Regions from separate parts of the Mus musculus genome. Here all the other regions are linked to region 2. The links are chromatin loops, found by intact Hi-C in ENCODE. Cell type or tissue: left cerebral cortex. All regions are shown on one strand. Links, peaks and the distances in the headings refer to the core of each region. The heading gives the core; the rest is flanking DNA. Region 1 has its middle 3.0 kb from the start of Bin3. Region 2 overlaps Pebp4 (phosphatidylethanolamine binding protein 4). Region 3 overlaps Pebp4 (phosphatidylethanolamine binding protein 4). Region 4 overlaps Pebp4 (phosphatidylethanolamine binding protein 4). Region 5 overlaps Pebp4 (phosphatidylethanolamine binding protein 4).

Evidence for each region. Peaks named below come from ENCODE experiments on the same cell type or tissue, not always from the same donor. Only the 100,000 strongest peaks of a DNase experiment are listed, where the experiment ranks them.
Region 1: it touches region 2 in a loop (2.4-fold over the local background); 2 of 42 quality-filtered maps call a loop at or near these places.
Region 3: it touches region 2 in a loop (4-fold over the local background); 4 of 42 quality-filtered maps call a loop at or near these places.
Region 4: it touches region 2 in a loop (2.6-fold over the local background); 2 of 42 quality-filtered maps call a loop at or near these places.
Region 5: a loop joins it to region 2, with 4 times the contacts of the local background. A loop is called at or near these places in 2 of 42 quality-filtered maps.

The regions. Positions count from the first base shown.
Region 1 is chr14:70,094,124-70,100,083 of GRCm38, forward strand. No RefSeq gene overlaps it. Among named protein-coding and RNA genes, the nearest start is that of Bin3, 3.0 kb to the right of the region's middle. In left cerebral cortex, for the core only: a CTCF peak has its summit at 2,432 (motif pointing left); DNase peaks (open chromatin) are centred at 2,135 and 2,386; H3K4me3 peaks cover 82 bases.
Region 2 is chr14:69,997,226-70,003,185 of GRCm38, forward strand. The region is part of intron 4 of Pebp4 (phosphatidylethanolamine binding protein 4); the gene reads left to right. Gm33524 (a long non-coding RNA gene) reads right to left here. Exons shown (of 4, transcript XR_383556.4): 4 at 1,984-2,672. Among named protein-coding and RNA genes, the nearest start is that of Gm41198, 4.9 kb to the left of the region's middle. In left cerebral cortex, for the core only: a CTCF peak has its summit at 3,469; DNase peaks (open chromatin) are centred at 543, 1,430, 2,601, 3,552 and 3 more places; H3K27ac peaks cover 2,608 bases.
Region 3 is chr14:69,946,433-69,952,392 of GRCm38, forward strand. The region is part of intron 3 of Pebp4 (phosphatidylethanolamine binding protein 4); the gene reads left to right. Among named protein-coding and RNA genes, the nearest start is that of Gm41198, 46 kb to the right of the region's middle. In left cerebral cortex, for the core only: no CTCF peak of the experiment used is centred there; DNase peaks (open chromatin) are centred at 2,823 and 4,463; H3K27ac peaks cover 1,325 bases.
Region 4 is chr14:69,898,451-69,904,410 of GRCm38, forward strand. All of the region lies in intron 3 of Pebp4 (phosphatidylethanolamine binding protein 4), which reads left to right. Among named protein-coding and RNA genes, the nearest start is that of Pebp4, 61 kb to the left of the region's middle. In left cerebral cortex, for the core only: a CTCF peak has its summit at 3,645 (motif pointing right); no DNase peak of the experiment used is centred there.
Region 5 is chr14:69,908,159-69,914,118 of GRCm38, forward strand. All of the region lies in intron 3 of Pebp4 (phosphatidylethanolamine binding protein 4), which reads left to right. Among named protein-coding and RNA genes, the nearest start is that of Pebp4, 71 kb to the left of the region's middle. In left cerebral cortex, for the core only: a CTCF peak has its summit at 3,365; DNase peaks (open chromatin) are centred at 1,437, 3,548, 3,746, 4,355 and 1 more place.

The DNA of each region.
Region 1 (5,960 bases), core at 389-5,388, 97 kb after region 2:
GTCCACAGCAATAGCAGGCAGACATGGGGCAGCCAGGCCTGGAGCAAGGTCAAGTTAGGCCAGTCCTGCCCACACCCTGATCAGCTTGCTACTGGGGGCGGGGGGAAACTGCAAGGATTCCCTAGGAAATCTACACGCCTTTGGCTCACCTAGAACATCCAATGGCTTCATCTGAGGGGGAACGGGGCCCTAGTCAGGGACAAAAGTCTAAGAACTAATTCATTCCACCATTATCAGCTCAAAACATGAGCTGTCTTCTGATATCAGGGAACTCCATCTTCAAGCTGGCCAATGGGAGGTACAGCCACCAAGCAAGAGGGACTTTACCTTGTCAGCCCACCTTCATCAGGACACTAGCAAGGCTCAGTGTTTGAGAGGGAATCTTCCATCAATGCCATTGGCTATTTCTTTTGTAACCCAAGGTAATTTAGTCAGTGCATGTCCTCATGGTCAAGTCTATAGCCTTAGATAATCAATTTAATCTCAGTTTCCCCCATCTTTATAAAAAGGGAATAGAAGAAACGCATTGCTGAACCACTATGCATGGTATATTATCTAATATATAGAGAATGACTTGGTTGCCTGCTGCTACCAAGACTCCCCAATGGTAATTATGGTTATTGGGAACTGTAGAAGGCTCAGCAAGGGTGCAAAGCTTTCATATACCAGACTAAAGACACTCGGAAAAGCAAAACCAGGAGAGATTCCTAGACACTGCCTGGTAACACAGTGGTTCTCCACCTGTAGGTCGTGACCCCTGCAGGTCAAACAACCCTTTCACAGGGGTCACATATCAGGTATCTTACATATCAGATATTTACATAATATAATAGTAATAAACATAACAGTAGCAAAACTACAGTTATAAAGTAGCAGCAAAGATAATTTTATGGCTTGGGGGCGCGGTGGTGGTCACTGGAACATGAGGAACTATATAAAATGGTCACAGCTTTAGAAAGGTTGAGAATAACTGTTCTAAGAAAACCTGCTTCTGTCTCTTTCAACCCTATTCATTCCAAAGCAGTGCCTTGTAAGTTCTGGAGGCCAGAGGATACCTAACGCTTGTGGATGTTAACCGTCCAAAACCGAATCCGTCTTTGCAATGACTGTGTAACCGAAACCCTGCTCCTGGGGGAAGTTGAATAAACGCCCTGTTTCTGCCTTTTCCAGTATTTTTAGCATTTAAAATGGTGTGTAGCCAAGTGTTTAAAATTCTTCACACAAGTGTCCATGGCCCTACTATGTGAAAGGCCACTCAAAGCCACTTCTTTCCGAATGGGAGGGATGGGCTACAAATCTACGCCAAGAGGCCAGGATTCCCAAAGTCAGCCCTTACCACAAGGCCCAAAGCTGCTCCCCTGGACCAATAGGCCAGAGCAGGAGAATGTCCTAGCCCTATAGCTTCTCAGCAACAAGGCAGGAGCAGAAAAAAGTTCAGGTAAAATCAGCCAAACACAGTAGATACTGCTCTTGGGGGGTGGGGGTGGGGGGTTGCTGCTGGTCCAGAGAATAGTGTGTGAGTGCTGCCTCTTCCAACAGCAAATTCCAGCTCTGGATGAAGGCCTCAGAGCCCCATCCAGGAACAGTTAGTCTTACTGTGTGTCACCTTAACAGCATTCCCACCAGGGTCCCCACCTCAGAAGTCCTGTCTTTATTGGTTTACCTCCAGCTTCCATTCCCAGTATACACTGGACCTACCTGGGGAAGTAGGCCTCTCAGGGCCAGCTGGCCATGGCTTAATACCCTTGAGATAGCTGTGTACAGTGAGAACCTACAGCTGTGGGTTGAGCCCTACCTCAGGGGTCTCCCCTGCTTTCATCTGGCACCTCTCACCCCAGTGCCTGGGGATCATCCAGAAGCGATTGTTTTGCTCCTGATCTCTCTCTCTCTCTCTCTCTCTCTCTCTCTCTCTCTCTCTCTGTCTCTCTCTCTCCTCCCCTCCCCCTCCCCCCTCCCTCTCTCTTTCCTCTCTCTCACTCACTCACTCATCTCTTCCCTGGGCCTGTGAGCTAATTGGAGAGAAGGAGGGGGAGGAGGGGGACGCTGCTCGCCTTCCCCGTTATCTGCAGCAATCCGGGGTGACTAATGCTCCCAGTTGGTGAAAAGGCAGTGTAATCAAAACACTTTTTTTTTAGTCCTTAAACTTAGTCATTCTTCCAGAGTGGAGGAAGGGGGGGGGGAGCCCACAGCAAAGCACCATGAAATGCAAGCTGAGAGGCTCCCACTGCTGGGTGGAATCAAAGCATTGGCTGGAGGAGGGGGGGCTTCCTGCAGATCTAAAGTCTGAAGCCCTACTCCTTGATACCCTGGCTAAACTTCCTCTGCACCCTTGTTTGCCCTGGCTTCCCTTGACATCTGGATTATGGGCTCCCTGAAGGTCTTCCAGGCTGAGTCAGGAGGTGCCCTTTGCTCTCACCCTACCAGGTGCTGCCATCTGCTGGTGCCAGCTTGCCAAAGGGCAGGAAGCATATTAAAGTGCTCTTGGTTAGGGGCTTTGGTAATGGGCTCGCCCTTCAGTACTGACACTCCTTCTGGCTCCAAATGCAAGTCTGGGAGCCCACTGTACCTTGACAGAGCTAAAGACAGTCAGAGGTGGTAAGAACTTTGGAACTCATTAAGGAGAGGTGATATGCTCAAGTGGTTAAAGAAGCAGAAAAAGAGCTAGGATGCCCAGGTTGGAATTCTCCTTCATCACTCCATGGCTGTGCTTCATACCTGTAAGATGACAACAGTGACAGCATCACCTACCTCACAGCATTGTTATATATTGGTCACCTAGAATAATATATGGCATGGCTTGCATAGTTGATTATTAACTATTTGTCAAAATAACAAAATAAGACAGCACACATACCATCTTAACCCCTTTGCTCATTCATAGCAGACATTACTAATCCATCACTGTATGTCTTCACCAGACTCACAGAGTGAGTCTCCAGAATCCTCAATATAGTATTCAAGGCAGCTAATAATAAACAATCAAAATTGGCATATGGTGTGACACTCATTTGTCAAACCTGATTTAGACTGGAGTCTTTACATTGTGGTCAAGGAAGATAAAGCCCATTGGAAGAAAGTAGTAGCTCTCAACCCCTTGGAAGCAGAGTCAAGGCCTAGTGGGTATTCCTAGTCCATATTGTTGTTTGTCAGCCTGGTTTCAGATATGACCCTTCACTCTGACTTTTAAGTAGTCAATGTGGGCCTCCCATCCTCCATAAATTTTTACTCTGACACCTTTGTCTTCTGCCACCTTTGCTTGCCATTCCATGCCCTTGGCTCTTGAATTCTCAGGGAACCCTGATTTAGTGGTACCCTTCTAAGCAAGTGAAAAGCATGGTGAAGCAAGACGAGGAATCCATGGAGAACATTGAAAGTCTGGATCTTGGTCTATTTCAGGAGCCTCTCAGGGCTTCCTGAAAGAGTTAGCCAGCCCTAAACTTCATATGGGAAAGCCTGGGACAAAGCAAGATGTAACATATTCTGAGACAAGGCCCCATGGGGAGCATTTGTGCATAAGTTTCTGAGTTAAAGACTCTGGGGAAGAGGTCAGGGGAACAGTAGATCAGTTCTTCAATAGCTTTGTTCATCAAATAGACCCCTGCCATCTGCCATCTGGGGAAGAAGCAATGATTACTAACTAGGCTTGCAGTCGGGAGCATCACCTCTACCTGAAGCCCTTCCAACTCCCAGCCTCTACTTCTAAACTGACCCTGTTCCTTTCCATCCCCAAAGAGGCATGATCAGCCTGCATTGTACTGCCCTTTGGTTATAGAAAGGCAAGATATAGCTTCCAGTCCTGCAGACCATGTATGCTAGATGTGTGCATGCTACCTCACAGGGAAGTTCACAGAGAGAAGCTTCAAGGTATACACAACCCTAAACCTAAGGCCCTACTTGCTGAAAGGAAGGAAGGCTATGTTAACCTCAGAGACCTCCAGACACTTCCCAGGCAAACCCTAGGAAGCCAGCATTCTCCCCAGTATCCTAGAAGACCCTGCTGATTATGTTAAAGTCTGAGGTGGGCAATAAACAAACAGCCCCAGTTAGGCCTCAGCTCTCCCTGAAGATTCAGATTTAGCTTCACCCTCAGACATCAACAATTGCTCAGACCTGCTCGTTTCTCTGGGCTTGCCTCTCTGTTCCAAGGTCTTTCTTCTCTGTCCCATTTCCCAAGAGCCTCTAGATCAGTGGTTCTCAAGCTATGATGGGTCATGACCCGTTTACAGGTCCTGCACATCAGACATTCACATTACAATTCATAACAGTAGCAAAATTACAGTTTTGAAATAGCAACAAAGATAATTTTATGGTTGGGGGTCACCAAAACGTGAGGAACTATATTAAAGGGTTGAAGCTCTAGGGAGGTTGAGAACTAATATAACAGTGCACTTGGAAATTGACTGAGAGGGGATTCATCAGCAGTATTATCCATCCCCACTTCTGATAGATGAGGAGTCAAGGCCCAGAGAAGGGACATGATTTTTGTGAAATTGATCATGCTGCCAAAGATGGGACTAGAGCCCTGAGTTCTTCCCTTGGTCCAGATCTCATCCATTCTTGTCCTGCAAAATGTGTCAGCTACTCCAACCAACAGCCCCCAAACAGACTTCTCTCGATATACACAGTCCTAGGCTAGAACTTTTGAAAATATTGCTCACCACAGACGATGTCTGAGGGAGGCTGAGTATGGGGCAGGGGGAAATGGGGCAGAGCCATCCACAAGTGCTGGAACACCAAGAGACTCACAATCACACAGTGTTTCCATTCATCTCACCCCATACAAAGCTGCAAGACTCTCCCAACCCATGCTCTCTGCCTCAGCTGTTTGTCAAGGATTCTGGGTCTTCTATTCTCTTCAAGACCACTCCTTTGCTCCTGCTTACTTATTTCCTGAAGAAATAGCATGGTGATGGTCTGTGACATGTCTTGAGGGAGCCACCTCCTATTGGAAAGCCTTTTTAAAACTAAAAGCCATCCCTTGTTCCTCCTCCTCTGAGCCCCTGGGCCCTGGGAATTTGGGACACGTTGTATATACCTCTGCTCTAGGTCATAGGGACTTAGCTGCTCCCCTGGCTGTGCCTACAACCCTCCAGGTACATTTGAAGAAAGCGAAGTCCTAGAGAGGTCAGGAGAGAGGATTGGAACGGTTCTCTCTGCTTGAGTTTCTGGCTTCTAAAGCAGGAACTTGGGCAGAGAAACTCGGTTCAGCGTATAACTCTAGGTAGTTTGTGGTACACTGGGGCTCTGAATTCTGAGGCCCAATGCAAGCTGTTTGCTTAGATCTTATTCTTCTAAAACCCCATGCACAGCTCCAGGGGCCCCTAACAGCCTGTCCAGCAACTTGTTAGGATTTTTCCTAACATTGCCGAGGCCTTCTACTCCTGTTGTTGTTGTTTTGTTTGCTAGGCTTTGGTGTATTGTTTTCTCTTAAGACTGGATTGATTGTGAAGCCCAGATGGGCCATGTTGTCAACATTAGCCTCGAACTCATGACCTCTCCCTGCCTCAACCTCCAGAATTCGGGGATTGCAGATACCTGTCTGTCATCACACCGGGCTTTCTGAATCTTCCCTCATTGAATAGCTTCACAGACTAGTCCACCCTGAAAAGCACTTAACTCTGTTTCCATTCGAACCCCGAACCTTCTTGAAGAGGGGGGAGGGGACCCAGGTGATGTAGGTGAGACATGCAACATTTTCAATACGAAAGTGTGTAGAGCAAAGCGCAAGCTTCCCGTCTACTGTGTCTCCTCTAGCTCCTTCCCCTGTCGCCGCTTGTGTCTCCGAGTTAGAAACCCCATATCAGACAGAAACTGCAGCCCGTGATGGGTTCTACGCACAGAGCCTTAAAAGCAGGGCCGGAGCGCAACCACGTCCCGCAAAGAAAGTCCGCCTCAAACAACAAGAGAACAAAGTGTTAACGCGTGGGCCCGCCTCCCTCCCGCCTCTTCCGGGCATAAGG
Region 2 (5,960 bases), core at 431-5,430:
CTCTGACTCAGGTCTTCTGTTGAGACCCTCAGGGTTTCTGTCCCTCACCTGCTGTGACACCATTGAAACTCACACAAAGTTACACATTCATCCAGCCTGTCACTTCTTACCTAAGTGACTTTTGATATGTCACTTACTTCTCTATAGTTCAGATCTATTTGTTTGTTTGTTTGTTTAGTAAATTGAGGCCACCTTGGAGTTGCAAGAAGGAGGCATGCCTGCTCCTTAGAAAGCATTAAGGGAAATCAAACATGAGGTGTCTTGGACCCCACACAGGGTATGGTCCTTTCTGTGAGGGGACGGTGTCCCTGTGGCTCTGATTTCTGAGGCCAGCACACACTCTCCTCTGGCCACCATCAAAGGCACCCTTTGCCCAGCAGCAGTTAACTGGGTGAGGAAATCCCCCCTCCCACCTCCACGCCTCCCCCCACACACACCCCACCTCACCTTCCCACACCTCCTCCCTAGAGGCTCATAATTGGCGTTGTGAGAATTAGTCACCTCACCAGCACAAGGAGCCTCCCCCACAACTCAGGCCCCCACACAGGCAGACTGGCTGAATGCTTAATTGGAGTTCCTCGCACCTCTAAGGACAGCCTGTAATGAGGAATCAGTGCCTGGGAAGTGGCAGGCTCTGACTGGGGAGTGGGGGTGTGGGGGGTGCCAAGGTTGACCAAGGAGCTCACCTTCCCTAAAAATGTCCCCTTCGAATGGACACAGCAGGGCTGGAAGAGAAGGGTAAAATATCAAAAGACTTGAAAATGGCCTGGATACTCAGCATACAACCAAAGGATACTTCCAGAACCTTCTACCCAGGGGGCCAAGGGATGGGAGGATGGGCCATTCCCAGTCATGCCCATCCACCTCAGTAGAAAGGGTAGCCCCAGGCCTGCCTCCACCAACAGCCTCTTCTCCTCCTGGGATGCTTAAAGGGAAGGGAACAGCAGCTGAAGGCTTGAGAAGGACAAGGGTGTGACAGGGTCACAATAAGCCACTTTCTACCAATATGCTCAAGTGTCCACCCATAGATGTCCCCTGATGAGGATAGCATGGATGCCTTGAAGGCAGGGAGATCTAGGCTCAGAAAGTACCTCATCTGGCTGCTAGGAAAAGTTAAGCAATGAAGGTTCTGGAAGGAACTCTTGTCACTTGTCACTGTTTGTGCCACGCCCTAGTAGAGCAGGATAAAATGGGTGCTTGCTGCCGCAGTGTTCGGTTCTGCTCAGGAGAAACGAAGAAGGGAAGGGTGGGTACCCACCTCCCAGGGGAGCAGGAAGCAGCACCCTACCCAAATTTAGAGGCAGCTAAAGAGAAGGGAACAGTGTGGCCGTGCCATCTGAGGCGCCGCTGACTCAGGGCTGCACTTGTGGGGAACTGCCCTACGCTGAGTTAGATGGGGTGTCGATCAGAACACAAGTGAGGAAAATGGAACATGAGGGGAGCCATGATGGAGTCGAGCTGTCACATCCCACCGAAGGCCAGCCAGAAAGCGAGAAGCAAGCTTGGCCCACTCACCACACAGCTCCCAGCCTTGCATGTCTAATTGGATTCTCTCTTCCTCCTACAAGGTTATCCCTAGTGCGTGGAAAATACCTCATGGTCGGGTTCTCTCCTCTCGCTCAAGAGGGAGGGAGGGAGGGGGGGAGGGAGGCCGGGGGCTCCAAGCACCTCTGACATTCATATTTTCCTTGTGCCCTGACTCTGGGGTGACAGGCATGTTGTAGCAGCAGTGTAGTAGGAACCCGGGGGTGGGGGACAGCATGGCTGGACACGGTGGAGACAAAGGATGAGCTTCGCAGATGTCTCCGGGCTGTTACAGGGAGACCCTGTCCAATGTAGACCCAGCAGATGCCTGCCCATCTTCCTCACGATGTGACCCTCCCTCGGGGTCTTGGGGCTGGACAGCCAGCCTCCTCCCTGTCCATCCTCTCTGTCTCAAGCAATCCTCATCATCACCACCCACCCACCACTGCCCCAAGCCAGCACAAACCTTACCTGTGGCTTAAGGGATCCACTCCCACCTACCCAGTATGGTAGTCCTTCCTGAAATCATTCAGCCAGCCCAGCTAGTCTCCAACCATCCCGACTAAGAGAGGGCTTTCCCTCTGACAAAGTGCTCCTGAGAGGCAGGAACGTCCGCTGCCCGACTCCTATCACGTCTGAGGCGGAGTTTAGGAAAACACTCCCAACTCTGGACGGCTCATCTGTCTAGCTCGGAGGGTCAGGAGGGATATTATATCTATCACCAGCTCCTGTTTGAACACTTGTTTGGGGGGTGGGGGCTGTGGAACCTTTAGGGTAGGAAATGTGGATGGTATAGATGGCCCCTGGGTGCAGATTGCTTTAGGCCTAGCCTAGTCCCACTTACAACCAGAGCTCTCTGCTTTCCTGATCTGCCAAGATGTAAAAACCCCACCCCATCGACTCCTACCACCGACAGGCCCTCCCTGCCTCAATGGGGCTGTACCCTCTTAAGTATGAGCCAAAAGAAATCCTTCCTCCCTTAAAACAAAGGGCAGGGACCGTTCAGCTCATGTCTTGGGCAGCAAAAAGTGATGAGGAGGTGTGTGTTCCTCCCAGAGATGCTTTCCTTCGTCACTAAGTTCCTAGGGGAGGTGTTGATGTCATCTGTGAGATCCATAGAACACACAGCATCACATGTCACAGGTGCTCTGGAAAAGGAGAGTAGGAAGTGTCACAGCACTGTCCCTCCGTCTCACAGCCCACAGAGTGTCCCTCACAACCATGGATGAGGACTGCAGCTGAGTTCTGAGGGTCCTTGGCCTGTGTCTGGATACAGCCCAGTGCTGTCTCCCCAACATATCCCACAAACATCTGATTTGAGGAAGGTCTGTCTCTCTTCTTAATCATATAAGCCAATGTTACCAATTTAATATTCTCAAAGTAGACCTCTCTCACCCTCTCCAATTTATCTGCTCTTGACCTCCTCTGGTCCCCTCCACGTCTACTTGTTCTCCTGCCTCTACTTTAGCCCTCTCCTCTAAGCCACTACCCATACTTCACGTTCCTATCAAGTGAGGATCAAGGGACAAAGAGGATGCAGTGCCTAGTACAGGTCCCCCTCCTCTGTGTGACCCAGGCTCCTTGTCTTTGTGGGCATTGAACTTAGAACCCTGGCAGGGCATCTTCAGAGATGGTCTTGTCTTCCTCTGAGGCAGCTTCACCCCTCTTTTCCTACCTTATAAATGTGGGGGTGCTATAGAATAGGGTATGAAGAGAATGGTGGAGTAAAAGAAGGATGCAGCAGGGATGAAATAGAAAGACGAGAGCAAACAGAGAATAGGCCAGAGGCTGTCATTTGTATTCCTCCTTGGATGACTGTAAGTACCAGACTTCCTTCTCAGCTGCCCACTGGTGCCTCTGGCCCAGCCTGCTAATCTGCACAATGGCTTCCTCTGTAGCCTTCTTTTGCTATACCGGACCTCAGTGGTGCTATTCCCCGTTCTGCCCGACATTCATCCCATTGCGCCACCAGGCTTGCTTTCCTGTTACCCGTTACCAGCTATCCTAGTCGTGCCCACGTGCCACCCTTCAGGCAGGCATGAAGCCACTTACCAACCCCCTCCATATTCAGCAGGCTTCACACTGGGGCTGCTCGGAAGAGGAGGCGCTTGCTATCGCGGGATGACTCAACTAACATCTTGTGTATCTCGATCAGAAAAATACCCATCTGACAGTCTCTTTCTCCCCCACCCCCTTCTGTACCAGGGGAGCTGCTTTGCTTCCAAAGTGGCCGGGTTATCGGCGGCGGGGGGGGGGGGGGGTTAATCCTTTAGCAGAGTGAATTTGAGGTGATGGTGGTGGAACAAATGGAGAGATAAGCAACCTGAAGTGCAGGGGACTGACCAGGGGAGATGGATGTAAGATGGTGGGGTAGCAGTCTGAATAGATGACCAGCGTTTTGAGACTAAGAAGACAATCGTCAGGTTGGCCAACCATCCCCGTGGCCATGCTCACTGACCATCAAATGTCTCACATGTGGGCCCTCACTCAAACCTCCCCAGAGCCACATGATCTTACTATCAGAAGACAGACTCTTTTCTGGGTCAGCATAGATTGGGCTTTGTCGTCTACAAGCTATTTCTATTTGCTCCATTTCTTCTATGAGTAATAAGAGAACCGAGGAACGGGGGGAAAACAGCTCACAACAGTTTCTGGGGACCTGTGTAACCCCAAAGTGCCTCTGCATGACCCTCAAAACCAGCATCTTAGGGTTTACTTTACAGAGAAATCACTGTCCCACCTGAGGCTCCCCACATGCCTTTGCAGAATAGAAAGGGGAGGGGGTAGCTTGCCTAGGCTAGAGGGAGCTGCCATGTCTGCAGTATATGTCTCCTCCACATATATCAGAGACCATCCCAGGAGTGAGCGCAGACCACCCTGGCCATCCTAGCTGGGACAGATGCCCCAGTGGAACTCTACTGCCAGCATCCGGAAAAACCCCCAAGAGCCAAGGAATCGGGCAATCCTTCCTGCCCACTCAGAAATTCCGGAAGCCCTTCCAGCCGGGAACCCGCCTCCCCAACCTCTCTCTAGCTTCCTCTGTCTGTCTCCTTCTTGCGACTCCTGCGAGTGCACAGGAGGGTTGAGGGAAGCCCCGTGTGCCTGTGATGAACGGAGCTAATTTCTGGTTTGCTGGTATGCCGCAGAGACGCTGCCTCCATCCCCCTCCCTCCAGCAAACCCTCTCCCACACACAGACAAATAGGCTGCATATTTAATTGGAATTCCTCACACCTACAGGGTAAAGCCTTGTCAGTAGAAATAGAGCCCACAGCCAGCTGGCTTCCCCCATTCCACCCACCTTGTCTCTTAAAAAGAAATCCCCCCCCCCATACGTGAACACCACCCACAGGCCCTTGTAAGTCCCTCCCAGCATGGTTGTAAAGGAGGGATTGGTTGGCAAAGCTGCTTCTTGCCTGGGCTGCTACAGCTGGGGGCCCACCCAACAGAGACCACCCAGGAGCTTCTCCCCAATAGACAGACCCCAGTGGCAGCCTTCTGACTACCAACCTCGGGACCCCCATAACCAAAGCTCTTGAGGCCCCCAGAGTCACTGACGGATGCTGCCCAGATATTCAGGCTACTTGGTATATGAGACCAGGTGGGAGGAGGAGAGACAGACATGGACTGCTTCCAAAGCTAGAAAATTCCTTTTGAGTAGCCAGCCCTTGGAGCCAGTCTCTGATGGTACAGGTGGGAAACTGAGGCTGAGGAGACAAAACAAAGCACATTGCGTGGCTAACAATACAGAGTGGATTGAACCTTGGTCACCACCCCAGGGTGGTGCTACAGCCCCCACATTGCTCCCCGCCTTGTGAAGTCTCTCCCAGAATGCAGGAAGGAAGTGGCATACAGAGACAGAAAGAGTCACCGGGATCAGGAAGGAAAGCAGAGAAAAGATGAGAAGGCTCAGAAGGACAAGGGCCCCTAGCAGACCTGTAGAGGGAAGTGATAGTGGTCTGTTTCCATGAGCCAAGGCAGAGGTCTAGGGGCACAAAGCAGGCCATCAGAAGATAAAAGATGACAGGCTCCAGAGAGGCTGAGCTCCTCTGGGCAGCCTCAGGGATGCCCAGCCCAGAAACACAACTGAGCATCTTAGTAGGGACAAACAGATGAGGGATGCTCCTCCCTAACAGAAGTTCCAGAACGGGACCCTGTCACCAGCAGGCCTCATGGGACCTCGCCATTCAGACCAACAGTCTCAGCTGGCTTTGCAGCCTAGGTGCCTACAGAGGGTTTCCTATCTCTCTGTCTTGTCCCCGTGGGCCTCTTTCTTCCCTCCCTGGCTCAGGCTTAGCCTGGCACAGGCCCGAGCGCCAAACCGGAGTGTGTCAGTGAGTAGACAGCTGCCTAGGGGGCTCTGAAGAGCACTGTGACATCCTCGCTCCCCCACAAAATATCATCTCGGTTTGCCTGAAAGTTCACCATTAGTGACTC
Region 3 (5,960 bases), core at 559-5,558, 51 kb before region 2:
TGAGAACCACTCAGGCCAGGTGTCTTAGTTAGGTTTCTATTGTTGTGAAGAGACACTATGACCACAGCAACTCTTATAAAGGCAAGCATTTCATTGGAGCTTGCTTACAGTTTCAGATCATTATCATCATGGCGGGAAGCAGATATGTAACTAGAGGCAGAACTGAGAATTCTACCTCTTGATCTGCATGCAGCCGAAGGAGACTGTGTGCCATACTGGATGTAGCTTGAGCATAGGAGACCTCGAAGCCTGCCCCCACAGTGACACACTTCCTCAAACAAGGCCTCCTAATAGTGCCACTCCCTATGGGCCAAGCCTTCAAACACATGAGTCTATGGGGGCTATATCTATTCAAAGCACCACAGCAAGTATCAGCTATACCACAGAGCCGTCAGAGACACTAGCAAGTTGTGCTTGAACAGAAGGTAGCTGGAGAATGTGTTGCCTCTGAGAGTCTGAGGCTACTGTGTGTGAGAAGGATGGGGCTCATTCTACAATCATGCTTGAAGAACGTCTATGTTTCCAGAAAGCTTTTATTGGCTCTGTGAGACATGGCTATTTATAAGGATCTGAGAGGAACTCAAGAAAGTCACATTCCTAGACCATTGAGGGGCACCCAAGACCCAGAAGCTGTAGAAGATGCTAGACAGTCCTTGATAGGTTCCCAGTGGAGACACACGGCCCTTGTCATTCCAGCACTCCAGGATTCTACAGTCCATCCATTCTGAGAGAACTCAGTTCTTCTAGAGATGTGGAGAGAGAAAAGAGGAAGATGTATGTAGGATGCCACAACTCTGTGTTCCCACACTTGAGCTTTGAGAACCAGACACTTAGAGAAAGTTACATCAAGATAACCAATGTTCTAGGAACCTCCGAGATCAGGCACTGTGACACTTGTTCATGAGAACCTAGCCTGGCCCCCTAAACACTGCATATATGTATCTTATGCCTATAACTCACTCTACATCAAAAGCAATCGTGTGTTGGGAAGCAGACACTGTGACCGGTTTTCAAAGTAGTAGAACACACCCCAGAGAGGGTAAATGGCCTTCATTTTGATGAAAAACCAGGGTTAGAAGCCAGGTCCCCTGGCACTGACTCAGAGAGCCGCCACCCATCAGCATGGCTTTCGGACAGACAGCCTCTAGCCCCTACTTGCCTAAACAAGCATGGGAGGTCGGCATCTATGTCACTAGGCATGTGTAAATCCCTGAAACCCAAGCTGAAGGGTTCATTTCATACTAAGAGTCTAGGGCAACATTTCTCAACCTGTGGGTGGTGACTCCCACCGAGGCTTGAATGACCTTTTCACAGGGGCCACATGGCAGATATTCTGCATATAGGATATCTACATTACTAGTCATAACAGTAGCAAAATTACAGCCATGGAGCAGCAACGAGATAATTTTATGGTTGAGGGTCAGCACAACATGAGGAACTGTTATTAAAGGGTCCCAGCATTAAGAAGGCTAAGAACCACACAGCTCTAGGGACTGGCCACCTTAAACAGATTCAAGCTCCTCGCGCCTTTTTGCTTTTCACTGTAGTACAAGGAACTTCTCCTTTGTGTTTGTCCCCTCTTGGTTACAAGATGGTTGCCCACACACATCACAGCTACATCCCAGAAGGAAGGAGGATGGGCAAAGGAATGAGAGGCACCAAGGATCTTCTCTTAGTAACTTTGCCTTTTGCCTGGGGAAAGACCTCCTCCCCAGAGACTTCCTTTGGCATCTTGACCACATGATACCTTACTTCATTACAACAGGTCCTAGGAAACCTAATATTTCATCCCCCTGCCTCTGGAACAGAGAAAGGGAGGGAGAGGGACAGCTGACCCACAGTGTGATGGTTTGGATCTGAAGTGGATCCCTCAGGCTCATGCTTTCTGCATTTGATCCTAGCTGGTAGCACTGTTGTTGGAGTGTGAGCATCTCTAGGTGGGTGGGGTCTGGTTGACAGTCCATAAGGGGTTCACCTTTGAAGGTTAGAGCCTGGCCCTCAGTTCCAGCCCGTTTTATCTGTCTCCGGTAAGGAGGCTTTACTACAGGTTCCTGCTGCCGTGAATTTCACGTGCCTTCATGGTGAATGTCACCTTGCCTCAGAAGCCATGAGCCAACATGACTCTTTCCTCCCACCAGTTGATTCTATCCGGGATTTACCTGGTCATGTTGACATCGAAGGTCACTAACACGCACAGCACCTCTTCCCAACATGTCAAAGTGTGATGGTTACTATTCCTTACCGACTTGATGGGATTTAGAATTGCTATTAGGAACCCACTTCAGGGCAGGTCTATGAGGGTGTTCTCAGAAAGGTTTAACTGAAGGAGACCCACCTCAGACATGGGTGTCCCCATTCCATGGGCTGGGGTCCTGGACAGAATAAAAAGGAGAAAATGAACTGAGCAGTGGTTTTCATAGCTCTCTGCCTCCACCTCACTCTCCTCTACCAGGATGGACCACATCCTCCCAGACCTTGAGCTATGACAGACCTATTCACTTGCTTGTATTTGGTCACTGCCACAAGAGAAACAATTAATCCACAACGCATGATGGGAGTCCCGGATCCTGGGTGGAGTCTTCCCCGTTCACCCATCATGGATACTCCTTCCTCAGCGCTGGGCAAAGAAAGGGTCCAATGGACTAGGAACCAGTCCTGGTATGGAAAGGCTTTGGGCTTCAGGGCAGTGCCCAGCTGGTATCCTGTTAGGCTCACCTCCCAGTGAAGATCAGCTGCTCACTGCAGCCTCCCAGGAAGGAGGTTCTTAGCTAGATTTCCCATGCAGAACTCTGTGGGGGCGGCTCAAGCCTCTACCCACTGCAGGCTAAATTTGTGTTCCACCCATCATCATCACGAGCCGTGGGACTCGGGCTCTGTGGGAGCCAGGGCGACTTGTGTTTGTACTTCAGCTGTTCCATGGGTGCTCAAGTCCTCTCCCAAGGACCACAGCTGAGTCCATGGGAGGCGTACTTCCTTATGAAGAAGACACAAGCCCCTTTCACCCTGACCCCCGCCCTGCCCCAAGCAAAGTGCCCTGAATGGGAGGAAAGGAACCTGAGTGGTTATGATGGGAGACTTGGGGAGGACTTTGAGGGAACTAGACTTTAGGGCTGTGGTTCTTGTCCCTATCTCTGCATGAGAACCCCCTTGGGAGGGTGCCAACTCAGTGCCAATGCCTGGGTGTTTTTAATCCAAACCTCTGCCAGGGAAGTGGAGCCTAGCCCTGGCGCTCTGAAAGTCACCACAGGTGATATTCAGACACAGGCAGGATTAAGCATTATCTTGGAGAACAGGGCTCTTTAGGGGCTGGGGACAGGCTCAGTGTGTAAAGCATCTGCCTAGCAAGCATAAGGACTTGAATTTGCGTCTCCAGTGCCCACTTAAATGGCAAGGTGTGACCTCTATAATCCCGGTGCATCAAGGTGGAAACAGAATCTCTAGGGCTCACTAAGGAGACAGTCTAGTCAACTGGTGAACTCCAAGATCAATGTGAGACCTTGTCTCAGAAAACAGACAATGATTCATCATTGACCTCTGGATTCCATAGTTGTGTACACAGACAGACAGACAGACAGACAGACACACACACACACACACACACACACACTGAACTTGACCATGAACCTGACCTGGCCCTGTCAGCCCAGATTCCATTGAAGGAATGCTATAGACAACAAGCCATGTCCATGGTCCTTGGAAAATGGGAACACATGCCCCATATCGCTGTCAGTCTCCAGTGGACTTCATAGACAGTTGGCACGAGACATGAGTCAAGAGCCCTGCTCAAAAATTGACCCGAGGTTGGTTTTACTTGAGAGTGGCAAGACAGGCAAACAGAAAGGAGTGTGACCGAGGAGCAAGCTTTTATCTCAAGACACAAAGAGCCACATACCAGGAAGGGTCACACAAAGAAGCGGGTGGCAGATCATGAGGCAGAGGGAACAAGGCAGAAGAAACATCAAGTCTTGGCGTACTTGCTGTTGCTATAACCAAATACCACAGTCTCAGTAGTTGTGAAGGGTAGAGATCTCTTTGGCTCATGATTCTGGAGGCTGAGAACATGGTAAGAGCATGTCACACCATGACACTATTTTTACAAATCCATTAATGTCACCACACAGGCCCTGCCCTCACAATCTCGTCTAACCCTCCTTATCTCCACAGGCCCCACCTCCAAACTCCATTAAGTTTCCACCACTCAAATTTTGAGAGATCCCTCTCCATTACAGTTTTCCCAGATAGGGGAGAGCAAGGCAAGCATTCGGACAGGGTTAAGATGGACTGGCTTAAACATTTCTGGTGGATGCTGGCAAACCTACCCCTCTGCCGTGCTTGTCATAGTTTGTAAACTGGAAACAAACATAGTCAACCTGGGAAGAGGGTATCTCAATGGAGGAGTTGCCTCCATCAGATTGACATGCGAGCTCCTGTGCTGGTATTTTCTTACTTGCTAACTGGTAAAAGAGAGCCCAGCCCACTGTAGGTGGTGTCCTCCTTTGGCAGGAGGAGCTGAGCTACAGAAGAAAGGCAGCTGAACAAAACAATAAGCAATGTTCCTCCATGCTTTTCAGCTTCCAACTACTGCCTTGAGTCTCTGCCTTGTCTCCCCTCAGGGATAGACATTAACCTGTAAACTGCACAAGTCCTTTCCTCCCCAAGCCGATTTTTATCACAGGAACCAAATACCAACCAGGACAATGATTCCATCGGGGAGAGTGGCTCAGCTTTCTAAGAGAGGTGGTTGAGGTTGTGAGCCTCAGCAAGGTCGGTTTGCCTTTGAAGAACGTGTGTGTTCTCTTTGAGAAGTGGCCAGCTCTAACAGAAGCTGTCTCTCCTGGTCATCAAAAACACCAGAAAGTAAGACAGGATGAATACGGGCTTTGCCCTTTCAGTGTTTCTAGGACTCACGACTGTCCTAAGGGCTACTGAAAGATGCTCATAATCTGCCCCGGGATTATGTTGCCATCCCTCCTTCTCCCTGGGGAAGAGGACTGTATAAGTGACCAGGCGAAAGGAAGGGGCACGGGAGAGTCTCACGTTCGAATCCACATTGGGACAGCATTGACTCAGCCTTAGTCAGCGTGGGCTGTGTACTATCATTTTGTGCTACTGTGACCAAAAGACCTGGTAGAAGTGACCCAGGGAAGGAAGAGTTATTCTGGCTCACAGTTTCAGCCCACTGTGTTGGGGAGGGCAGGGCAGAGAGGCTCCATTCATGGCGATGGCAGCATGTGGCAGAGGCTCTTTACATTTTGGTAGATCAATAAGCAGAGGCATTAAGTTCGAGCCAAGGAGGGATATGACTGTCAAAGACCCACCCTTCTGCTAGCCTGGCCCCACTTCTCATAGGCTCAATGGCCTCCCAAAATATTGCCACGAGCTAGGGTCTAATTATTCTACACATGAGTCTGACTAGGCCTCTATAGCAACAGTTCCATCATCTGGGTGGCTCAAACAAACATTTATTCTCATAGATCTGTAGGCTAGACATCCAAGTGCAAGTCACATGCAGATTCAGTGTCTGGAGAAAGCTCACTTCCTGATTTATAGGGAGCTCTCTCTTGATAAAGAGGGAAGGTTGGAGAGTATGCGTTAATGTGTCTCTTATAAATATATTAATCTCCCCCACTAGTACCCTATCTTGCCCTCTAACCACCTCCTAAAAAGTGATTACATCCAAATACCAATCCATTGTGGGTTAGGGCTTCAGAATATGAAGTCATCTTAATTCATCCATACCACATCTCAGGCAAGGACGATATTTCAGCTTACAATTCCAGATTCTAGTCCATCACTGTGGAGAAGTTCAGGAAGGAACTTCAAACAGCTAGTCACATCCCATTAGCTGTGAAGAACCAAGAGAAATGGATGCCTGCATGCTCACTGGCTTACTTGCTTGCTTTTACTCAGCTTGATTTCTCCCCTCTTCTATGCTCCAGGATCTCCTGCCTAGGGAATGG
Region 4 (5,960 bases), core at 528-5,527, 99 kb before region 2:
TCGAGCTAAGTAGAGGGTTTGATCCATAATGATATAACAGAAGAACTACGCACCAGTTATGCACCAGCAACCTGTTCCAAGCCAGCTGACTTCATCCAGATGGCCAAGGACAGGAAAGAAAGGATAGTCAGTTCAGGGTGAATGGTCAGGGAACCTCCTGCCCTGTGGCCAAAGGGCTGAGTACAGGGAGTCTCCTCACTGCCTGGCTATTTAGGGACTGTTTCTACCTCATGAGGAAAGCTGGCTTGGAAGCGGTAGTGGACATGACATCTACTTGATGAGTTTATAGGGGCAGAATAGATCCCCGAGGTCCAGACCATAATTCCAATATTAAGCAGGTGTAGAGAGCATCCCTATTCCAGAAATCAGGCTGTGTGAATTTATTTTGAGATCCTTATCTGGTCTTAAAGAGACACTATGATTATTCTCATTTTAAACACAACCAGGTAAGGTCCAGGCATGTCACCTAACAAGCTCAAGGTCACACAGAGTCAAAGGGAAAGGTTCTGTCAACCCCCACCCCATCTTCCGTTCCATAACTTCCAGATAAATTTGCTTATTTTCTTCTTTTTCTCACAGAATCTAATTTTGGTTTGACTCAAAGAAGCTAATGGAATCTGTATTATCCAGGGTTCTCTAGAGTAAGAGAATGTATAGAACAAATATCTATCTATCTATCTATCTATCTATCTATCTATCTATCTATCTATCTAAAGGGGATTTATTAGAATGACTTACACACTGTTGCCCAGCGAATCCAAAAATGACTGCTAATGAATGGAAGGTCTAAGAACCCAGGAGCTATTCAGTCATTGAGGCCGGGTGTCTCTGCTGACCTCCAGCACATGCTGGGATAAGGAAGAAGTGGGCTCTAATGCCAGCGAAGGAATGGACTTGCTAAAGAGGAGAGAGCCAAGTAGGCAGAGAGCAAAGCTTCCTTCTTTTACATCACTTATACAGATTGCAGGCAGAAGGCATGGCCCGGATTAAAGGTGGATCTTCCTAGTTCAAAGTAAGCAAACTCTCAGAGGTATGCCCTTCCCTGTTGGAGCTTTAGTCCAGGTGTAGTCCAGCTGGCAACCAGGAACAGCCACCACAGGATTCCCTGCAAACCAAAAATTCTTCCTCAGTTTTCTTCCTTGTTATTGTCTGCTTCAAGGGTTGTTTGCCACACAAGCCAAGCACTGTAAACATACATACATCATCCGGAGGGAAGCCTGCTTGTGAGCTGGAGCACAGACAGGGCCCAGTTACCTAGGTCAAAGTGGAGGAACCTCAAGTGTCCCCAGATACTCTCACACCTGCCTTCTCCTGGAGTAGGGACCATCCTGAAGGATGAATAGAGGAGGGATAGAGATAGTGGGTACCATTGGTTCTCGATAGTTCATTCATCCAGCTCTTGCTTCAGTAGACACTGGATACTGCTCATTCACCACAACATCAAGAACCTGTAATACAGAAAGTCTTAATGCCGTCCGGCCCCACAGAAAGCTCGCCAAGATGGCCAGGAAGGTGTTGTGTACCTAGGCGGAACGAGAGCCGAACAGATAATGAAGCAGAACTGATGGTGTCTGAGCCTCCAAGACCCTGGAGACGCAGGTTAGATAGAACGGGCGCACGGAGGACAGAGATGATGTAAAGGCGAGACGGTCTAGGGACGTGGATGGATTCCAAAGCATAACTCCAAACTGCTGGGTTTCAGCACTGTGTGAATGGGAACGCCGCTGGGAGAGGAACGGGAAGGATGGGCTGGGTTGGCCTTCCAGGGCCTCGGGTGATGGAGTCAGAGACCCAGCCTCCTGTAACTCCCAGTGTCTGCCCTCGGAGATGACACAGCCCGGTTCTGAGTATTTTATCATTGACAGAAAGTGGCAGAGTGTGGGCTGGGAAGATGGCTCAATAAGCAAAGCGCTTGCTGCACAACCGTGAGGGCGTGAGTTTGCATCTTAAGAACTTAACTCAAGGCTGGATGTCACAGTGTGAGCCTCTACAAGCCCATCATTCCTACTGACGGCGGACACGGGGACAGGAACATCCCTAGAAGCCTGAGGGGCAAGCTAGCGTGCGGTGTGCAGTGCTCGGAAGACTCTGTCTCAAACAAGGTAAAAGGTGAGGACTGACGACCCCCGAGTCTGTCCCCTGACCTCCACACACGTGTCATGACATGAACATGTGCACACAAGTGTGTGCCCACACACAGAAAATGCCAACATTTATAAACAATATCCCCCTTTATAAAACAAAAACAACAACCAAACAAACAACCCAGCTGACGGCCAAGTGTGGCAGTGTGTGCCTGTAATCCCAGCACTTCAGGAGGCTGAGACAAGAGAATCTCCAGGAGTTCGAGGTCAGCTTTGAGACCCTGTCTTAAAGACAGACAGACAAACAAACAAACAAACAAACAACCCAACAACAAAAAGTTAGGTTGTACTGACAATCAGTACCTCATGTAAGTCAGGATTCCTGGGAGAAACAGGGGAATCCGGTCCCGAGCCTGCTCACAGGAGAGTGTCTGTCATCTGGCACTTGAAATCTCATGACACCCAGTTCAGAAAAGTCTGCTTGAGGCTGACTCCAAGGAACCATCCATCATTTCAATAAGGAAGCTGGTTCCCAAAGCAGTGGAAGGATGTTGGAAGCTCTGGCTAAAAGGCCTGTATGGGGAAGCAGACAGCCGGCCACCAGCCTTTACAAAGAGCCAAGGTAGGTGACCACCAGACCCTCGGCCTAAGGTCTACAGCCCTGAAGAACAGCTGGAAATGACTTGCCTCCGAAAAAAAAATAATAAATTCTGCATTATCATTTCAAAGGCTCCTCACATAAATACTAAAGAATCAGGAAAGCGGGTGCCTCGTGTCGCTCCCGGAATCTAAGAAATGGTATCTTTCAGTTATCGGATTTTATTTCTTTGCAGCATTACGTTTTATACATATTTATTCATGCAGAACAGAAGTACGGAGTTATTGAGGCTGCCATGGGAGCGGAAGGAAAAGCTGTTATACATAAGAATGCGCTGCATTTACGTCCTTGCGCTTCCAACAATTGAACTATATGCAACTGCTTTTTTTTTTAAATAATAATAATAATAATAAAACCCTCTCTGGTTTGCATTTAATTTGCTGGGCTTTTTTTTCTTACACCTGAATTTTCATATGATGACTTTCATATGGTGGAAAGCATGAAAGGGCTGTAGGCTCCAGATCCATGAAGATACGGGTGGGGTGAGGGTGGGGGTGGGGGTGGGGGGTGGCAAGAGGCCTTTGATGCCGAGGGTTTGGGAATCCACAGCCAGCTCAGAACTCTTTCTTTTCTAACAGCCACAGTTAACGGAACTGCAAGTGTTCGTCTTGCGATTTAATAACTCATTCTCGCTATGTGGAGACCCCAGCATATTATAGGGCTGGATATTGCTTTTCAGGTTTTTGAGTGTCAATGATAAATTTCCATGTTCTAATAAAATACATTTTCATAGTAATTGAAATAGTAATTTCCCAGTACTTAAAAAATAAGGGGGGACTTTTGCCCTCTTTCCCTCTGCACTCTCCTGACCTTCTTATTTATTTTTATTGCTGAAATGCTCTTCACTCCCCAGCTGCACACTGTGTGTGCTTCTGGAGTCTCCACACTCCTTCCTGTTCGCAACCACAGGATGGCTCCAAGCACACGGCTGGCTAAAGGGATGGAGACAGCAAGACCCACAGTTCTTTTTGAGTTTGGCTTTCTACCTTCATTTTCTTAGACCCGAGTGGACAGGCGTGGTAACCAGACACCCGTGGAGAAGACAAAGCAACAGAGGAGCACTAAGGGGTGGGAGCCTGCGAATCACGAGCTCGCACACTAGGCGAGCCCTTTGTCTCTCCCTGGGGCAGACCTTCCCCACTCCACACATGCCTTCCTCAGGCTGCAAGTATCACCATCCCCACACAGGAACACGAACATCAATCAGGAACTGCATCTGTTTCTCACATATAAAAGCGAGGCCTGAGTGACGTGGGTCACGGCGGTGCTAAGAGCAGTGTATTTAATCTGTGCTTCTGTGAGCTGGGTGACTTTAAATGCTGTCTTAGTGAACTTAACTTGAACTGAAAAAATGTAAAGTTGTCTCCTAAGACATCATTTCCTTCATGGCTGACAGTGAAGAGAAAGGAGAAGGGAAAAAAAAGTCACTTAAGACTGATGGCTTTAAGGTGAACAATGGAAGTACCAGCCAGCTTCCGGAGACTCCTGGTTCTTTCTCTGTGGGCCCTTACCAGGAATAGGGGGTTTTAAAGGGAGAACTTGCTCAGTTCAAGCCGCTTTTCAACTTTACCTATAGCCAGGCTTTCTTTTCTGTGTCTAATTTTCCCTAATCTAGAAACAAATGTACACGCAAACAAACAAACAAACTCAGAAGTTGGGAACTGAGGCTTAGAAACAATCTCAGGTGGGAAACCAAAGAAGGTGTAGAGAAAATTGCCAACAAGGGCAGTGCTTTCCACTCATTTCATTTCACTGTTTTTTTTTTTTTTTGTGGCTAAAGCAAAGTGCCCAAGGCTGTTTAGTTTATAAAGAAAAGAGGTTTACTTAGCTCACAATTATGGAGGTTCAAGGGCATGGACCAACTTCTGCTTAATTGTGACGAAGGCATTGCAAATGGCAAGCTGGCTCATGTTGGAATCACATGGGATAAAGAGCCACAGACTGGGGAAGGACCATATTTGCTCCTGCATGTGTGTGTGTGTGTGTGTGTGTGTGTGTGTGTGTGTGTGTGTGTATCTGTGTATAAGTGTGTATGAGTAGGCATGTGTATGAATATGCATATGTGTGCTCACAAGCATGTGTGTGTGAGTATATGTGTAAAGTGTATGTATGTACATGCACATGTGTGTACTCATGTGTTTGTGTGTGTGCATGTGTATGTATGAATGTGCTTATCTGTGTATAAGTCTATGTGAGTGGGCATGTGTATGAATGCACATACATGTGCTCACAAGCATGTGTGTGTGAGTGTATGTGTGAAGTATATGTACATGTACATGTATATATACATATGTTTGTGTGTGAGAATGTGCATGTGTATATCTGTGTGAGTAGGCATGTGTATGAATGTGCATATGTGTGCTCACAAGCATAAGTGTATAAGTGTATGTACATGTGCATGTGTGTGCACATATGTTTGTGTGTGTGTGGTGTGTGTGTTTGTTGGTTTGTGTGTGTGTATGTGTGTATTGGGGATGGGCATGTTATCTTCAGGTGTTGGTTTAAGGCAGGAGTCTTCTGACCTGAGCCTCTGATAACTGATACTCCCATCTTCATCTCCCAACTCCCCGTAGTGGTGCTCCAGGAATACAAATATTTTATCTATTTCGGCTTTGTGTGTGTGTGTGTGTGTGTGTGTGTGTGTGTGTGTGTGTGTGTTGGGGGGCAGGTTCTAGGGACCCAAACTCAGGCCATCAGGTTTTCACAGAATGCCTTTTCACCTATTGACCCATCTTCTCAGGCCCAGCTTTGCTCTTTTTACTAACAGCCCCCTCTCAAGGGAGCCATTCAAAAGCCAGCATTAATGGCTTCTGAGGGCAATGTCCCCAGTGACCTCCCCACCTCCCACTAAGCTCTGCCACCTTTCACATCACCACACTGGGAACATAACCTCCAGCACACAAATCCTTTGGGGGACTGGCCACAGCTAAACTACAGCATGCAGTAATGGAAAGAATCATTTTTTCCTTCCTCATTTTTCCAGGCACTGAAAAAACAAACCTAAAAGGCCTGTCTGTTTTCCCTTTCTTTTCTCCACCTCTGTGTCAATGGCATGTTCTTGGAGGTTGGCTTCTGCACTCAGGTGTGTTGGGGGCTGGGGACTCAAATATGCTAAGCAAGTGCTCTTGAAGTGACTGATGTCCCCATTAAGGGACCCTACTGCTATCTTTTGGTCTAGTTTGTCCCTTGTATGGTTTGGTAAGGTAGCCAGGCATTGA
Region 5 (5,960 bases), core at 378-5,377, 89 kb before region 2:
CTCCAGTCTCCCTGTCTCTGTCTCTTTCTCTCTCTCCTCTTAGTCTGCTACCTGTGGATCAGGATATAAGGCTCTCAGCCATGTTCCAGTACCAGGCCTGTCTGCTTCACTCCGTGACCATCACAGACTTACACAACGTGGCTAAGCCCTGAGTTAGACAAGAGTTGTCTTGGTCATGGTGTTTCTTCACAGCCAGAGAACAGTAACTAAGTCCTTGACACGACCGTGCCCACACCAATAGCACACACTTACGCAGGACTTCATTCAGAGCTTCCCCCAAGGAGACTTTCTCCATCTAACTATGATGGCAGGGTAGACTTCATCAAGCTAATGAGGCATGCAATATAAGCAAAGAGGTCAAAGGAAACCCAAGGGCAGAGAAGTTAGAGAGATCGTACCAGGAGAATGACTGGTGTGTTTTTGGTCTCAGGAGGCTGATATGATTACACAAGGATGACCCGTGTGTGTGTGTGTGTGTGTGTGTGTGTGTGTGTGTAGGATCAGAGGGACTGAGACAGGCCCAGTGCAGATGAGACGCCACACTTGAGACCCACTCTGCTCACAATGACAAGCACTTTCCTTGAGACATCAGGTAGCTGGGCTTGGAGCCCGGAGTTGTCTGTACAAGACACAGCTGGTTGCTTTGGAGCGTAAAAAGATTACAACTCCTGTTCCTCCTGGCCCAGCCTTTGTGGCGACTTTCAGGGGAAGTGTAGAGACTCTAGGAAATCAACCCATAAAACAGCCACACCCAGCAGACAGCAGCTCCTTCCAGACTCTCTTGAGGTTTAAGGCAGGCAAAGCCATCCAAGCTGCTAAAAAAACAACAACAACAAAAAAAACAACAAAAACAAAAACAAAAAAACCCAAAAAACATATTCAAGAGGATCAGATAGAGGACGGCACCCCCTTTTCTCTCCTTCCCCCCACCCCTAGCTCCAACCATGACTGTTCAATACTAAAAAGACAGAGAAGGAGAACAACTGGTGTGTTTCCTTTCCCTAGTGGCAAAGAAATAGACACTTTGGAGTTTTAGATCATCACAACCAGTCTGCTTGCCTCTTCACCTCGAAGGCAGGCAGGTAATGAAGAGGGGGAAGGCTCAGGGGGAGCAGAGGCAGGGGTACCCACCCACCTCCTGGGCCAATCTGATGAGTCCCTGGCCCTTAGGCAGTACAATGCTGGCCCAGGCCCTGCTGCCTGTGGTCTATGAGTGCAAAAAGGAGCTGTGTAAAGAGAAGTGATCTATGACTGTGGCTCTGCTACCCACGAGCCCAGTATTAGGTGAATTCCTAACTTCAGTAGCCTGGGTCCCTGGTCTAACATACCAGCTGTGTCCTCACCCTGGAATACAGCCAACTGCCCGAGCGAGAGTTTTCACATTAAACGTCCCTGACTCTCTTTACTAAGTGGCAGATGGTGGATTTCATGCAATGACGTGAGCAAAGGCCCCTCTATTTCCAGCCTGGAGCAGCGAGGCTGTTTTCCTTGCACTCCAAGCTGCAACTCTGGGGCGGGAGTGGGAGGAGCCAGGGAAGCTTGGGGTGAGGGGTGCTGGACCAGGAGGGGGGAAGAACAATGAGTTGGCCTTTGTCCCAGGCTCCTAGTCAGGGAAAGGGGGACCAGGGCAGTTTGACAAGCCTGGGGTAGGTGTAAGGGACAAGACCTGCCATCCACCACCTGAAAATCTAGTGCTTTAATAAGCCAAGGCTGATATTAGACCTCGTGTGCTGAGGGGACCTCAGAGAGATGGGCCAGAATGGCCAAGTGGGGGTTATTGATGGAATGTCTCTGCAGGCTCCGATCTGAGAGAGTAAAACTGAGTTATGAAATAGGACCAGATTAATGAAAATGCATCCAGAACAGCCCATTCCATCTGCCTTGATTTCCACCCAGCACTTGGCACCTTCTGACCCAAATATGTTGATGGCGGGTGGCTTCTAATGTCCCACACCCAGCTTTTCCCACCTCCAAAGACAGAGGAAAAAAAGTGATTTATCACATAATAATATCAGGAATATCAGTCCACCTCTGGACCACTCTCTAGGGTCCCTAAGGGAATTCTAGGCATGGCAGGTTGCAGGAAAATATCAGGGATTAGGAGTCTTCTACCGGGGCTTCCTTAGAAAGGCCTCTACTCTTCTTTCCACTTTCTTCCTTGCTTTTCTCCCTCCCAGCAGGCTGGTTTCCCGATTTCCCTGCCATTTCTTGTCCCACCCACAAAGGAGTACTCGAAGCTCCTTCTCCTCTATATGACTTCTCCCAGCTCCCCACTCCTGTACACTGTACACTGTACAACTGTACACTGGTGGCACTGGTTTCCTCCTTAGAAGCTTCATATTCCTTATGGAAAATATGTTGCTTATAAAAAAAAAACTAAAAAAAAATCACCCATTATTTGGACAAATATTCTCCTAGTCTTGTTCCTCCTTCCTGTTTATTATGTGTATTTTAATTGACAGTAGGCTGTATTTATCCCTTTCTGGGGAGAGGGGAGGCTAGGGGGCTCATGTCAGGCTATGTGGTTAAGCACAAAAGAGGCTGGTTATCACAGTGGTTAGTTGTGGCTGAGTGCTGGAGTCTAGCTGGGTTTAAACATGCAATCCAGAGACCTGAACAGTGGCTGTAGGTGTTTCTGCGTTTAGAATATGTGATTGTCACCAAGCCTTTATAATTTAATTTTGTTTTTCCTTTCTGGTTGCATGGTGCAGTTCCTGCATTCAGTGATACCCACTTCCATATTTACCACCCTAAGCATCTTCCTAGGTTTACAAACAGCCATCCCCTAGGGTAGCATAATGCCCCCAGCCAACAATGCCCAGAGAAAGGAACCCAAGATCTGATGGTAGGAGATGTGTTTATTTGCCCCATGGCTTGCTGAGTGGGGGACAGTAGTAATCAGGTGTGCTGACATTGCCCTTCCTTTGGTCATTCAGCGGGGGACCTTGAGACAAGCAAGACGTCCTGGACATGCTCAAGTGGTCTTATTCAGGGGACTCCAGGCAGGTACCCTATTGGGTGACAGGCATCACCATGGCCTATACTCCCTAGGCATCCTAACCAGCTAGGTGCCTCTGTTGCTCCTGCACAGAGACTCTTTACGCCCACCCAGGACCTCGTAGTGGCCGGACTGCACTCCCACAGCGAGCGTGCGGGTCTTCAGGGCACCTCCACTTTTGCCCCTTTTGTCCCGAAGGGTGTGTCCTTTTGCCCACCTGGTTGGTGGGGAGAGTTGCGTCTCCTGTCATCTCTGCTTGCCCTGCAGGCTGGCAGGAGGGGCATGGTTGGAACCGAGTCCTCAGCTGCCTGTTTGCACTGGCAGTATCCCCTCCTGGGCTTCTCCCAGCATTACACCGGTGGGAGGCAGGGAGGGCACCACACTCTTAGTAAGCCGAGGAATCCCCTCCTGGTGGCTGTGAAGGGGATCAGAAGGGGGCGAGGCTCTCCAGTGGCTGCCTTTTAGTTTTCCAGGGAGGCGCCATCCTCTCAGCTCAGTGGTGGAGATGGAGGTGCTCACCAATCTGTTCTGGGGACAGCGCATCTCTTCTCCCCACCCTGCCCTTGACGGTGTGTGTGGAGAGCCCAGGTCCCTTGGCAACCAGTCACCCCAGCCTTCCCTGTGAGAGGACCTGAGGTGATTCTCCTCCCAGCTGCTTGTGCCTCTTGCCTGGCTGCCCTAAGCAAGTTGCTTTGTCATTTTGCAAAAACACCTTCCACCCTCCCCACCCCGCCCCCTAGTCTGTTTCAGAAATGGCATTGACTCAGACCTGAGTCACAAGAGAATGTGGGCCCTGGCCCTCTCCTAAGGTTCTGCCCTAGCTGCGGCCAGCTCTCCACCCACGTCCCCGAAGCCTGCTGGACTCACAAGCTACCTCTTGGCTATCTAGCCCGATGGACGGGCTACCCTCAACCGCCTTTCCACCTCCCAGGGCCAGCTCTTCCCTGACTCCCCTAACCTTCCATCCCAAGTGCTGCAAAGGCCGAGAGTCTCTAACTCCTGTGGGCTACAGTCTTTTTCTCTGTCCCTTGTCCCCACCCCAACCCCCCTCCCCCCACCCCCACCCCCAGGCAGGACACCTGCCTCTGGCTTTCCCAAAGAGAAGACAGGTGTCTGGGGTCAGTGCAGGAGCCTGGTGCTCAGGAAAGGACACACAGTATCTCCAGGTGGATGACCAGTATGCATTGCCCCTCGGGACCTTGGGCCAGCCACCTCCTCCTCTGACTACCCTTCCTTCACCCCTCCCACCCCTCCCCAGCTCTGGGTTAGAAGGTGCCACACGACTCTATTTTTAGTCCCACCAGGCTGCCTGCTAGGAGCAGTCTCCATCTGCAGCACTCAGAGCCCTTCGCAAATGCTAATGAATGGGAGTGCTTCCTCCCAGTGACAGAACTTGAGCAGGTACTTCACCCTCCCCAGCTATGTTGTAGCAGGGGAAACTGAGGCACGGGGTTAGGGTTTGGAGATGTGATCCAGGCATTCACCCAGAAAAACCTTAAGTTTCCTACACCTTTTGTGGCTTCAGCCTTTAGGTCTTGAGTTACATTCACAGGCTGGGCAGTACATATGCTCAAAGACCAATCAAACTCCTAGGACAGATGAGCCCAGAAACTGATCATCTCCACTCCATCTGCAGTCCCTCGCTGGGGGTTCAGTGATGTTTATGGTCTGCTCATAATCCCATTTGGCTTCCTGGAGGAGATGAGGCCCGCCCACCCGAGTCCAGGCTGTCTTTGAGAGGAAGAGTGTTAAGCAGGAGGCAGAGGCAGAGGGCACGAGGTCAGTCCTTACACAAAAGGAGTCGCTGCTGCTGAAAATGTGCTTTGTGTGGAGATGGGGGGCAAGGACATCAGCCTGGGTGGGCTGGCATGGGCTAGCTGAAGTGGGTTTGATAATCATGGTGGTGGCTGTCAGGAGGATGTTATTGGTAGGTTAAGAGGCTCCTGCAGTAATGTAGGCAGATGATAACTACGCAGGGCAGGCATCCCGGAGAGAAGCCACAGAGAAGACAAGTGTTTCGAGAACCCTCTCTCTGACAGTCACTTAGCCAGGGCTGCTGGTGGCACAGCCCCCTTTACCCTGTGGCCTGCTATCAGGCAGGCATTTCCCTAGGACCTCAGGCAGGCCTCCTCACACAGGTGGAAGGAATTGCCTTTCCTTTCTGAGCTGGATGCCTTGGAGTTCCAGGGAGGTAGGTGCCCCGCCTGCCTTCCGGCTCTGCCATGGCAACCAGAGGCCAGGCACGTCTTGTGAGTTTCTGAATGCTTGTTGAATGAATGGTGGTTTGATCAGAGGAGCATAAACAAAGGGATAGGAAATCCTCCCTGCACTGAGAGCAGAGGGGTGCCGAGTGGGATGGTAGGATGGATCACAAGTTTGGAAAGGAAGCTAGCAGGGCACCCTGGCCGGCCTTCATGGCCTATTCTGTGGATGTGGAAATGCAGCTTGCCAGGAAATAACCTTACTGGTTATCAGGGTCCCTACCTGCAAACCCCAAATTCAGAGCTGTTCTTTGAGTACTCAGTATAGATCCTTATTGAAGAAGGCTGTACAGACAGCAGACTTGGGTGTCAGCTCCTTAAAATGCCCAGAAAGAAGGGCACAAGGACACAGGGCACCTCCATGCCACAGCTCCATTTCCGGATGTCAGGGGTGCCGAGTGATGATCCTCTTTGTTTTTCCAGTCACGACGGCAGCATCCTGCCTGGAGATTTCAGGCCTTCTTGTCCTGTGGATAGTTTTCTCTCGTCATCTGTCCAGGGTCAAATATTGTGAGAATTCTTAACCAATGTCTTCTTTCCTCCTCCCATGACAACCTAAAATTCAATTCCACCCCAGTCCACCTGCAGAGCATGCGTGAGGGGTTATTTGCAGGAGCTTGGTCGACCTCAAAGCAGCCACACTGTTAAAGTCTTCAACCAGCATGAATGGTGGCTTCTCCTCGGTCACATAAGAGAGAGCC